Linked DNA regions of Homo sapiens: region 2 is linked to region 1. The links are chromatin contacts, found by Hi-C or POLR2A ChIA-PET in ENCODE. All regions are on one chromosome and are shown on one strand. The core of a region is the stretch at or near the end of the contact, and the rest is flanking DNA. Distances in the headings are between cores, read along the strand shown. Region 1 overlaps ZMIZ1 (zinc finger MIZ-type containing 1). Region 2 overlaps ZMIZ1-AS1 (ZMIZ1 antisense RNA 1).

Region 1 (5,206 bases), core at 2,008-4,507:
CAGAAGTCTTGGCGCCTTCTGCCTTGTGGATGGCCTCCCTCCTAGCCAGCTCCCCAGAGGGGTCTGGGCAGCTCTGCTCCACCCGAAGGCTCTGGATGCTCCTATTTCTGGTATTCTTGGCACCTTTGATTCCCAAGACCATTAGGGACCTTGGCGCCCATCTCATCTGATGCCTGTCATACGGATGACTTATGCCCCATCTACGCTATCCCCATAGAGCACCTTCCCATGTGGGCTTGCATGCCTCCACGGACAGGCTGCTCCCTGCCTCCCCAGCAGCTCCCTCTGTCTAGAAAGTTCCACATCGTATGGAGCCCAGAAGGATACCTCTCCCCTAGTTCTCTTCTCAGGACCTTGCAGAATGTGGTGAATTGGTCCTCAGGAAGTCTCTTCCATTCTCTGCCTCAGAGATTGTATCCTCGGAGACTTCTCTCTGGGCTGAGTCTAAGGCTGGAGAAGGCAGAATGGGCTTCCTGGGGAGGTGGCCTTCTTATATCCCCTGGGCCTTATTATCTCTGCCTCTGGTAAGAGTCTGGGCAGCTTGGAGACCTGAGACCTGACCTGAAAATAGCTTAGCCCAGGTTGTAAGACGTGGCAGTAGGCTGGGGAGGCCACAACAGTGGCTCACTGGGGCCCTAGGGGAAGAAAGTGGTCTGGCTTCTGCTTTTCAAGCAGGGTCAGACATTCCAGGAGGCTGAGAAGGCCGTCTGTCTTCCTAGCCTCTTGCAGCATGCTCGCCTGCCACTGCAGCCAGAGCCCCCTCACTGGAGGTAGCCAGGGGCTGTGAATAGTGCTTCCTCCCCTGTGGACCAGCACCCAGCTCCTTACTGAGCTCCTCTCTGCCTGGCCCTGCCCCCTGCCACTTAGGCGCATCTTGCCTAAGTGTCTACAGGCCCCTGAGACCTGGGCTCTGTGCAAGGAGCGCTGGATTTAGAGACAGAACTTCTGGCCTCCTCCTGCCAGCATCGCTGGGGGCTGTCGCACGAGTCCAAGGGGAAGGCCAGCACGTTGCATGCTGTCCAGTATCACTGCATCGGGGAGTGTAATGTTTCATTACCATGTGCAATGATGGTAATGGCAGCACAGAAAGGCCCTGGAGACCATCCAGGCCAACCTTCTCATTTAGATGCTGAGTCAAACCCCAGAGGGGACGAGGTCACACGACAAGTCCCTGGCAGAGCTGGAGCTAAAATCCAGGTGTTCCCACCATCTAGCCAGTGCCCAGCCCTGCCTGTTACTCCACAGAAACCCTTTGCTGGAGTAAGGCACAGGAGAGGTGCCTCCATGGCTGTGGCAGTGGCACTGGCCTGGCCTGGGACTCACCTTCCTCATTTTGCAAAGCGGCTGGGCCTTTCGGCTCTGGCTGTGCCCACCAGAAACACTCGTCCTGGGGGCAGGCACTCGGTGCCTATGGTCTTGGTAAGACAGCTGGCTCCTCCAGCCTGGGGGCCGCTGCCCTATAGCAGGACACTTTCTCTCACTTCCTGGCTTATATGGGGCTGCCTTGCATTCCGCCTTGGGTGGCAACAGGGTCCTCAGGAGCCCACCTGAGACCCCACGCCCAGCTTTTTGGCTCATCAGGCTCATTTGGTGGCCTAGACCATGGCTTGAATTTATGGTCTGAGATGCAGCCTGGTGTGATCCCTTCCAGGCCCCTAAGACCCAAAGATGCCCAAACTATTGGAGCAGGAGGGACCTGGGCAGCCAGTCTACTTAATGCCCTTCTCATCCCATTTCCCAGATTAGAGCCCTGAGGCCAGAGAGGGAAGGAATCCAGCTGCAGAGCTGCAGGCAGGATCCCATGTCCTCCCAGCCTCACTGGCTTGGTCTCCCCCTACTTTCACCCTTTGCGCCCGAGGCTGTCCTTGGCCTTCCCAGGCTTTGTGTGGAGTGAAGGACGATGGGGGACAATGGGCAGAGTAGCAACTGCTACTTTTCCCTCAGGGCTCCTCTAGACCTCTGCCAGGCCCTGCGTCACTTCCAGTTCTGGGGAGCCCATGCACTGAATGGGCTGGGAGGGTCCTGCTGGTGGGGCCTCGTGCCAGCCTGAGAACAAGGCTTCCTGGCTGGGCTTGAGTCCCCAGCACTCTGGCCCTGGGGAGGGCAGAGTCTGGGGTCCTTTTGTGCCTCCCCTCGCCCAGCTACCCAAGGAAGGTGGATTCATGTATTCCTTTGTCAAGTTTATCAAGCACCTTCCATGTGCCAGGCACTCTTCCAGGCCCTGGGGATACATTGGTGAATTTGACAGGGGCCCTGCTTACATTCTAGTAGGCGAGACAGTCAGCAGGTCAACAACTTAATGCATGACATCATGCCTGAGTTATAATCAGTGCTTTGAAGAAAAATAAACCAGGATAAGGTGATATAGGGACATGAGTGGGTGATGGGGCTTCTTTAGGTGGTGTGGTCAGGGAAGGCTTCTCTGAAGAGGCTGCATTTGAGCACATACCTCAGGGAGACAGGGAAGTGAACTCCATGAACATTTGGGAGAAGAGCTCTCCAGGCAGTGGGAACAGCATGTGCAAAGGCCCTGTGGCAGATGCTTGTTTGGCGTGGTCTGGGAAAAGCAGGGAGGCCAGTGTGGCTAGATGGAGTGAGGGAAGGAGAGAGTGGGGAGGAAGTCAACAGAGTGATCAGGGACCAGGTGATAAGGGACAGAGAGCCTTATCAAGTACAGGAAGGGCTTCTGACTTCATGCTCAGTGATTTGGAAGCCACTGAAGGATTTTAAGTAAAGGACTGAGGCTATCAGATGTGTCCCTCTAAGATCTCTGGCTGATGAGCCGAGAATAGACTGAAGGGACAAGGGTGGCCACAAGGAGACCATCTGGGCAGCATTTACAGGAACCCAGGAAAGGATGCTGGCGGCTTGGACCAGAGTGTTCAGTGGAGGTAGTGAAACAAGGTCGGATCCTGAATGTATTTTAAAGATTGACTGAGGCTGTGGCCAGGAGCCCACTGGGAATGCCTGTCCACCTCCGTGAAACAGGCTGAGCTAGAGAACTGGCTCAAGTTGCTGTGTCCTGGGAGTCTGAGCCCTTCTCCTTTTGTGCTTGTCAATTCCTGTGCCTCAGCCACTCTGTCATAAGGTGGCCTTTTAACAGTTGGAAAAATAGAGGCATAGTGGGTCTTCCTGATACCCTTGTCTACCCTTGGAATTCTGATATTCTGCATTTGGTCTCTCTCCTCCCCTCTGGCTGATTCCCTGGCATTCATCCCCTGCATGTTCATACACTCCACTCTATGCACCATAGTTTCCCAACATGTTAGTCATCCTCTATCCCGAGGCCTTTGCATATGCTAAGTCCTCCACCTCCACTCTTCAGTCAGGTGAACTCCTACCCATCCTTAAGAGCCCAGCTCAAAAGCTGCCATCTTTGAACTCTCTCCCCTGACACTCTCAGGCACTGAGGATTTCTTCTCCACTGAAAATTCTACTCCTCTCCCTCCCACACTCTATTGCAAGGGATCAACTGCGTGGGGCTGGGTCTGTGCCTTCCTTCACACCTCCTCTTTCTGTTCTGTGTCCTCACAGCCTGGCCCAGGGCCAGCACAGAGGAGGGAACAAAAACATTTCAGTGTATTCCTGGAGCAGTAGTTGGTTACTATGGAAACAAGGAAGTGTTGCAACTTCCTGAACTTGAGGTTGGGGTCAAAGAGGGCAGCTCTATCTTGGCCACACGGGATCAACCCAAGATGGCCATGCTGAGGTTCTTATTAATTCAAAGTCACTTCGGACAGGCTCTTTCCCATCCCTGAGCCTCAGCTTACCCCATCAATAAGATGCAGGTGTTGGGACTGCTTGACTGTCTGCTCTAACGTTCTGTATCCTTGTGCCTCCAATCCTGCCGTATGAACACAGGCAGGTCCTTTGCCCTCTTTGAGCCTCAGTTTCCCTATTTTGTTGACCTCTCTCCAAGAACATAGCTGCCTGAGTCAAGCAACTCCAGAATCCTAGGGTCAGCGGCTGGGCTGGCCGTTGATGATTGAACTGGGATTCTTGTGACTTGCAGAGGCACAAAGAGGGAAGTCCTGCTTTCCAGGGTGGTGGGGTGGGGGTGGGGGAATGAGGCAGCAGGAGGGTGGGTTGGTAGGGATAATCCAGGCCGGCTCACTCTGGCCTGAACCTGCACAGGCCCCTGGGTCTCCTTTCTTCACCTTGAAGGTGGCAGGAGCTAGTGCTTGCCAGGGGCCCTTGGCTCTGCCGGACGCTGCCCGCTCCGCATTCTGGTGCCGTGCCATGTAGATCCCGGCCTGTGCTCTGAGGGCCACAGGTCCTGTGGTGGCCCCAGAGGCTGCCTGCTGCCTGTGGTGGCAGGGCTGAGTGGGTGGGCACCATGTTCTTACTGTGTCTCTTCTCTCTCCACTTCATTGCTCAGAAGCCAAGAGTTAGCCAAGCACAAAACCACAGCCTGGCTGCTGGCACCCTCCTCTGCAACCCTGCAGCACCTGGGCAGGCTGGTTCTGGGGGCTCAGCACCAGTCACCAGGGCTCGGATGTAGCCTCCTCAAGCTGGGGGTGGGGGTCAAGGGGCCAACATGCCCAGCGTGACGCCAGGCCCGCAGTTGAGTTCCCACCTGCCATTTGCACATGCCATTGGGCAGAGTGGGCAGAGGCCTCAGCCCGCATAACGCCCCACCCTGACTCCTGCCTGGCACTCAGGTGCCGTCTGGCCTGCACCAGACCCAGAAAGAGTGACCTGGGATGAGAGGCCTTCCATGGCTCTCTGGGCCTGCCTCCTCATCTGAAAAATGGGCAGAGGGTGCCCGCCTCCCATGGCCACCAGGAGGGGAGACAGAGGAAGGCAGCTTGTGATCTCCAGAGCCCAATAAACACGCTTGTTAGGATTACCAGCAGCAGGCAACAGGCTTCAGCCCAAGAGATGCCCCTGAGAACCTCTTTTTCAGGAAGCAAAAGCCCAAACCTTTTCAGAATGAGACTCTTATTCTGGGAATGAGAAGTGCCTCTCCCTCTGTTTCTGAGCTGTGCCCAGTGGCCAGGGACCTGAGTGGCCATCACAACGTGCCTTTCCCGCCTACCACTGCTCCCTGGCTTTCTAGGGTTGGAGTTGGATGAAACCCCTGGGGCAGCACCGGGCACTGGAAGGGCCCTGGTAAGGGAGAGGATACCCACTGCCCATCTCTGCCACTCATCAGCTTCCTGACCCTGACGAGTCCTTGTCTCTCTGCCCTCTGTGCATTGAGGCC
Region 2 (5,596 bases), core at 8-2,507, 110 kb before region 1:
CTTGAGATCAGGGTTCAAGGCAGGGCTGGGGGTAGACAGAGAGTACACTGTCCTTTCCTGAGCCCCTATTCCATGACAAGTACATTCCATGACATATACTCAGGGCTCATAGGCATTCTCTCTTTAACTTTTGCAACCTCTCCATGGAGTAAGGGTCACTATGCACATTTTAAAGTAGAGGAAAAAGGGGTTCAAAGAGGTTATGTGACTTTCCCCAGGTCATAAAGCTAGCAGATGAAGGAGCCAGGCTGTGACCCCACATGCACCTGCCTCCCAGCCTATGTAGATCCTAATCTTCCCAACTACCTGCCCCCCCGAAGGATGGGAAAGACTGGGAAGTGGCCAGGGTTGGCCTGCTGTGGCCCTGGAGCCTGCCTCCCTGATCAGGGTCACAACCAAGGCTACGATTCCAGTGCCAGGGGACCAAGTCCAGCAAGCAAGCCCTGGCTGGGGGGGCTGCAGGAGTGAGCAATCCTGGGGAAGGAGCAAATGTGTGCCCTGCTTCAGCCTCAGGGGGGTCTGTCCCTGCATGCAAATCTCCAACCTGGAACTGGGAAGCTTTGGCAGCTGGGCCAGCCCATAGAGAGGGAGCAGGGCCAGAGCTGGGAAGGTTCTAGACCCAGCCAAGCAGCAGGGGCCTGAGCTGTAGCTTGAGTCACAGCCTTGCCTTGGTCACACTAGCCTTTCCGAAGGCCCAGCCGTCAGCACTGGCCCTGGGGTGGACCCCTGTGAGGCTGTGTGGTTGCCAGGGAAGCCAGAAGAAATGACTTACTCCTGCCCCTGCCTCTAATGTCATGCGGTCACAAGTCCCCAGAAGGTCTGGGCTGGCCTGGGCCCTTGCCCTCCCCACGGTGGGGGCTCACCCAGCCTGGGCGCGCTGGTCACACTCAGCTCTGGCCAGGCATGAGTCAGCACTGTCAGCCTGCGTGTGGCCACAGCTGGCTGGACGCTGAGGCCAGCCAGGCCGGGCCCTGGAGGTCTGCTGGGGCCCTGGGGCCTCACTAAAGGGGAGAGGTGGCCCCAAATGACCCACAGGATCACACAAGAGAGAAGAAAAAGGACTAAATAGAGAAAAGCCAAGTACAAAGTAAGAATCTCAAAACTTAAAGTGGCAGACGCAAATTCAGAGTCAGGAAAATTGGCCACACAACACAAACAGACACACACACACGGGTCACTAGCACACGTGTAACCCCCACTCCAGACAAACACCATATGCAGAAGACACACATGCCATATATACACATCCTCGCAGTGTCCCTGTGTCACGCGGAAAAAGCCACGCCTACACAACTCAGCAGACACACACTGGCATTCCCAGAGGATGAGCCCACACAGGCGCCGCAAGCCCGCCGCAGGTCCCGCATGCACTGCCTGTCTGTGACAGATGGCTTCTGTCCAACCCAAGGGTCCGGCCCACAGCCCTCGGCTCACACGGCCATACAAGTCTGGGGACATCATGTCACGCTCGCTTACTCTAAGGGCCCTGAGGCTTGTGAGGGCTGTGGTCAAAGACAGGCCTGGGAACTGGGGTCCTGAGCACCCTAGCCCAGCCCAGTCCCGCCCCGCGGAGGGGCCCGACTGAGCTGGGCCGCGCGCCCCAGCAGCCCCAGCAGCCGCCGCCCACCTCGGCCAGCCTGGCTTCTGCGCCCCGCCAGGAGGTCGCGGAGCGGAGCGCGGCCAGGAAGTGAGCTGAGAGTGACAGCTCCCCCCACGCTGTTTGTTTATTCATGACTCATTCTCTCCACACACTGGCTCTTCTTTCTTTCGGGAGGAGGGGAGAAAGGAGCGGGAGGGCGGGCGGGCAGGGGAGAGGCAGGCTCCACAATAAACAATGAGGCAGCTGAGCCGGTGGGGAGGGAGGAGCCCGCGCGGGGCGCAGGGCCGGGGCTGGGGCCGGGGCGCGGTGTTTCCAGGCCGGCCGGCCCGAGGCTTGCGCTCCCGATCCCCGATCCCCGATCCCCGATCCCCGCTCCTCCCGGCCCCGCCCGGCCCAGCCCGGCCCGGCCCGCCCGCCGCCACCTCCCGGCGACCGGGCAGTAGCAGCCGTAATTGGATCCTCGCTGCCTCCTCCCAGCTCCCCGCCCCCAATCGGGGAGCGGGTAAATGCCGGGTACCTTGGCAAAACAGTCGGATCCAAACCTATTATTTGACTAATGGGCTTCCCTCGTGCGGCTCCGCAACGCCCTGCAGACTCGCCCCTCCCCCCTGCCCCCTCCCCAGAGATGGCTCCCCTCAGCGGCGCGGCTCCGGATAACTGGAGGAAGCGCGGGTTCCGAGGCTTCAAGGGCCTCATTGTTCTGCCTGGAGGGGCACATTGAAAATGCTCCAGGGTTTACTTCCTGTGAAAACAGCCTGGGAGGGAGGGGGCGATCCACGGTGGAAAGACATTATCCTCCTGGAAGCCGCCCAGATTACACAGGGAGAAAAAGGTTGTTTTGATTGTTGCTGGCTCTTTCTTTCTTCCTTCCTTTTTCTTTCTTTTTCCTTTTTTTCCCCTTCCCTCCTCTCTTTTGCTACCCTCCCCGGGCCAAAGATGAATCTTTACTGCTGTGGAGCAAGTTGGAAATGTGGGGCTGTTTTCTGCATAAATAAGGCTGGTGAATGGCAGAGCCAGATATAAAGTCTGATTCAGAGAAATTCAAAAGAATGCAGGGGCGATGAGGTGGGCAAATCCAAGAAACTCATTTCCCCAGCATGCCCCTCTGAGTCACGTCTTGCACCATGAGGGGAAAACACATCACGCCACAATATGTCACATGCCTGCCGCAAAGGAGCAGGCCCGGTGGGAGTCACACAGCTCCTTCCTCCCCAGCCTGGCTCTGCAAGTCCAGAACCACAGAGAGCAAAGTGTCAGCCGGGAAGAGGCGAGGGTCGGTCCCACCAGGCTCCAGGTCAAAGCCTTCTCCTAAGTGAGCTGGGGCAGGAATAGTACTATAGCAGCAGCGCACCCTTGCACAGCGCCCACTAGGTGCAGGGGCCTGTTCTGCGTGCTTTCCATATATTCCCTCATTTAATCCTCACCACGACCCTGCAAAGCAGGTGCTTTTACTCTCCTCTTTTCCAGGTTAGGAAGCTGAGCCCAGAAAGGTTAAGGAATTGCCGAAAGCCACACAGCTGGTGAGCAGGGAAGCCAACCCAGCAGGCTGGCTGCGGGGTCCACGAGCTTGGCCACTGCACTGACACTTCCCAGCTTCCTCAGACTTGTTATTGGAAAGTGGAGACAGTGACACCAGCCTCAATGGGAGCTCAGGAGGGTGCATTAGGAAAATCCAGGCAAACTGTTCAGGACAGCACTAAGCATTAGCTCATGTTGATGGTGCTATTGTTTTCAAATAAACTGGACCCATAAGAACAATTCCTTCCTAACTCACAGGGTTGTCTTGAGGGTTAGGAGAGACCAATTCAAGAGGCCGTCCCCAGGGCAATGCCTGGCCCTCGGCAGGTGCCCGTGGATATTGGTTTTCTTCTGCTTTCTCTGCCTCCTTTTCCCATCCCTTCTCACTCAACCTGAAGATTCTTGTCTTGAGATTTTCCCATGTACCACCCAGCAGAGTAACCATACAGGCACCTCTCCCAAGATCCTCAGCCCCACTGCCGTTCCTGTCAAACTGGGTGGAACTCTACATGGGCCCAGAGTGCCAGCCTTACGCGGGCCTGCCCTGACCACTATGCGGCGACTTCAAAGTGGCTCCCCCAGCCCCTGCCCCCTCCACCTGCACAACTCCATTTGGCTCCGTTCAGCTTGTTCTTTTGGCCACAGCCTCATGGCCCTCTAACACACTCTACAATTCACCTCTGACCGTATTTGTGATGTTTTCTGTCCCCCACCTCCTCCAGCTAGAGTGTAAGACCCACAAGAGTGAGGATTGCCACTTTGTTCACTGATGCATCCCAAGCATAGGAAGCCCCAGTGAGTGTCTGCGGAACGAATGAATTCCCGCTTGTTGACCACTCTTCCCTGCCCGTTGCCTCCTGTATTCACCAGAGAAACTCCCACTCATCCTACAGACCCCTGCCTCTTGGAAACCCTGCCCCATGCCACCCACCCCTGCTTCCTTGCTGACAGCTCACAGTGCACCCTCCTTTAGTCATATCCCTTGTCACTGCGCTTTGCCTCACCGACCTTCCTTCCCAGACCTCCCCACTGGCCCTTCTGGGACCCCACTTCCTTTAAGAGCACCCCCTCTGTCCTCAGCCTTGTGATGGAGGCTTTGCCGCTGGTGACCCATCTCCTCTATCCTCTCTGGGGCGGCTGTTTCTGTTCCTACATCTCACTCCCTTGTGTGGTTCCCAAGATCCCCACATCCCTTTCACATCCCTAGGGGTGTTTCCAGACTGTGAGGCCATCAGACCCTTTCTTTTTTTTTTTTTTTTTGAGAGACAGGGTCTTGCCATGTTGCCCAGGCTGGTCTCGAACTCCTAGGCTCAAGTGATCTGCCCACCTCAGCCTCCCAAAGTGCTGAGTTTACAGACATGAGCCACTGCACCCTGCCCTAGAATGGGATTTTTTTTTCTCATTTAGGGTTCATGCCTCCTGATTCTACTACTTTCCCCTCTCTCCCAACCTCTTGGATCCCACCTTCCTAGCCAGCATCTTTTGCTCCTGAACTACCCAGCCTCAGGTCGCTGCCTCTCCTTCCCTGTCCAAGGTCTGCCAGCAGCTGATGGCCTTCAGCATCCATGTGGGTGACCCATCCAATACCTGGACTCCCCGGACCTCCAGCACCCTTCTCCAGGGACCCTCTAGCCTACTCAAGTCCAGCCCCCAATCCCAGGCCACCACTCGAAACTGCTTTTCCTCTTCCATCTTAACCCCAACATCTCTTCTTTCCCTCTGACCACATTCTCCAACTGCTCCAATGGTTTGGTCATCAGAATGACCCTCTCACCAGCACCCCTGATTTCTTAGTACCCCCATCCTTCCCTTCATCCGCCCAGCCAGACTTAACAGGGGCCAACCCAACCACACTCTTTACACGGCAAGCTTAGGCTGGCAAGGGCCCACAGCATGAAGATTTGGCGCCAGTGTCAACATGAGGTCTCCAGTCTCAACTGCACCGTGGACATGAACCCAAAGTCCTCTGCCTGCTTGCCGGCCTCCCATTTCCCTCATGGGTTCTTTGTCTCACTGACCTTCACCCTTCTCCCTCTGCCAACCTCAATTCCCAGAGACACTTGGCTTCGTCAAAATATGAAGGCCCTTTGGTGGGACCTGCTGCCCCTGCCCTGCCTCCAAACACAGCCCCACACCCATCCTGAGTATCCTCTGTCCAGAATCAGAGGGTAAGGAAGGTCTCTCTTCAGCCTGCCAGCCCACCCTTGCAGTGAGGTGCTGGGCAGGCCCGCTCTGGAACCTCGCCCATCTCTCCCTGGCCTACAGCATGTCCCTCTCTACCAAGACTTCCTGCTCTCACCAGGCCTCTGCATGTGCTCACATCTCTCCCATCCTAAGGAGATCTTCCCTAATCTCTGCCTCTCCCTGGCAGGCCACTTGCTGTCCTCTTCTTGTGGGATACTTTACTGCATTCAGTGCAGTCCCCCACATCCTCACACTTAACAGCTGTGTCCTCCCCGGGACCACGTGACATCACCA

The links. Hi-C counts contacts between places; a loop is a spot of excess contacts on that map. ChIA-PET counts read pairs that join two places held with the same protein, here RNA polymerase II (POLR2A). Pooled maps may share reads with other maps.
Region 2: a map of endothelial cell of umbilical vein shows a loop between it and region 1 (6-fold over the local background). The contact joins two enhancer-like sites. A Hi-C loop is called at or near these places in 13 of 168 maps with a recorded cell type or tissue (CD14-positive monocyte, Calu3, K562 and 9 more), 1 of 37 single-sample maps with no recorded cell type and 7 of 50 pooled maps. POLR2A ChIA-PET finds 5 or more read pairs at or near these places in 14 of 52 experiments (A549, BJ, Caco-2 and 9 more).

What each region holds. Positions count from the first base shown.
Region 1 is chr10:79,080,819-79,086,024 of GRCh38, forward strand. All of the region lies in intron 1 of ZMIZ1 (zinc finger MIZ-type containing 1), which reads left to right. Among named protein-coding and RNA genes, the nearest start is that of ZMIZ1, 14 kb to the left of the region's middle. RefSeq lists enhancers at 2,960-3,531, 3,532-4,101, 3,604-3,723, a cis regulatory region at 3,327-3,827 and a silencer at 4,448-4,517. Within about 2 kb of position 3,258, at least 31 of the 41 ENCODE cell types and tissues checked have a DNase peak (open chromatin) inside an H3K27ac peak, as active enhancers do; they include CD14-positive monocyte, endothelial cell of umbilical vein, mammary epithelial cell and 2 more, where a contact is called at or near this core.
Region 2 is chr10:78,971,979-78,977,574 of GRCh38, forward strand. All of the region lies in intron 5 of ZMIZ1-AS1 (ZMIZ1 antisense RNA 1), which reads right to left. Among named protein-coding and RNA genes, the nearest start is that of ZMIZ1-AS1, 93 kb to the right of the region's middle. RefSeq lists enhancers at 182-1,113, 2,668-2,717 and silencers at 1,397-1,516, 1,557-1,626, 1,797-2,286. Within about 2 kb of position 1,258, at least 38 of the 41 ENCODE cell types and tissues checked have a DNase peak (open chromatin) inside an H3K27ac peak, as active enhancers do; they include CD14-positive monocyte, endothelial cell of umbilical vein, mammary epithelial cell and 2 more, where a contact is called at or near this core.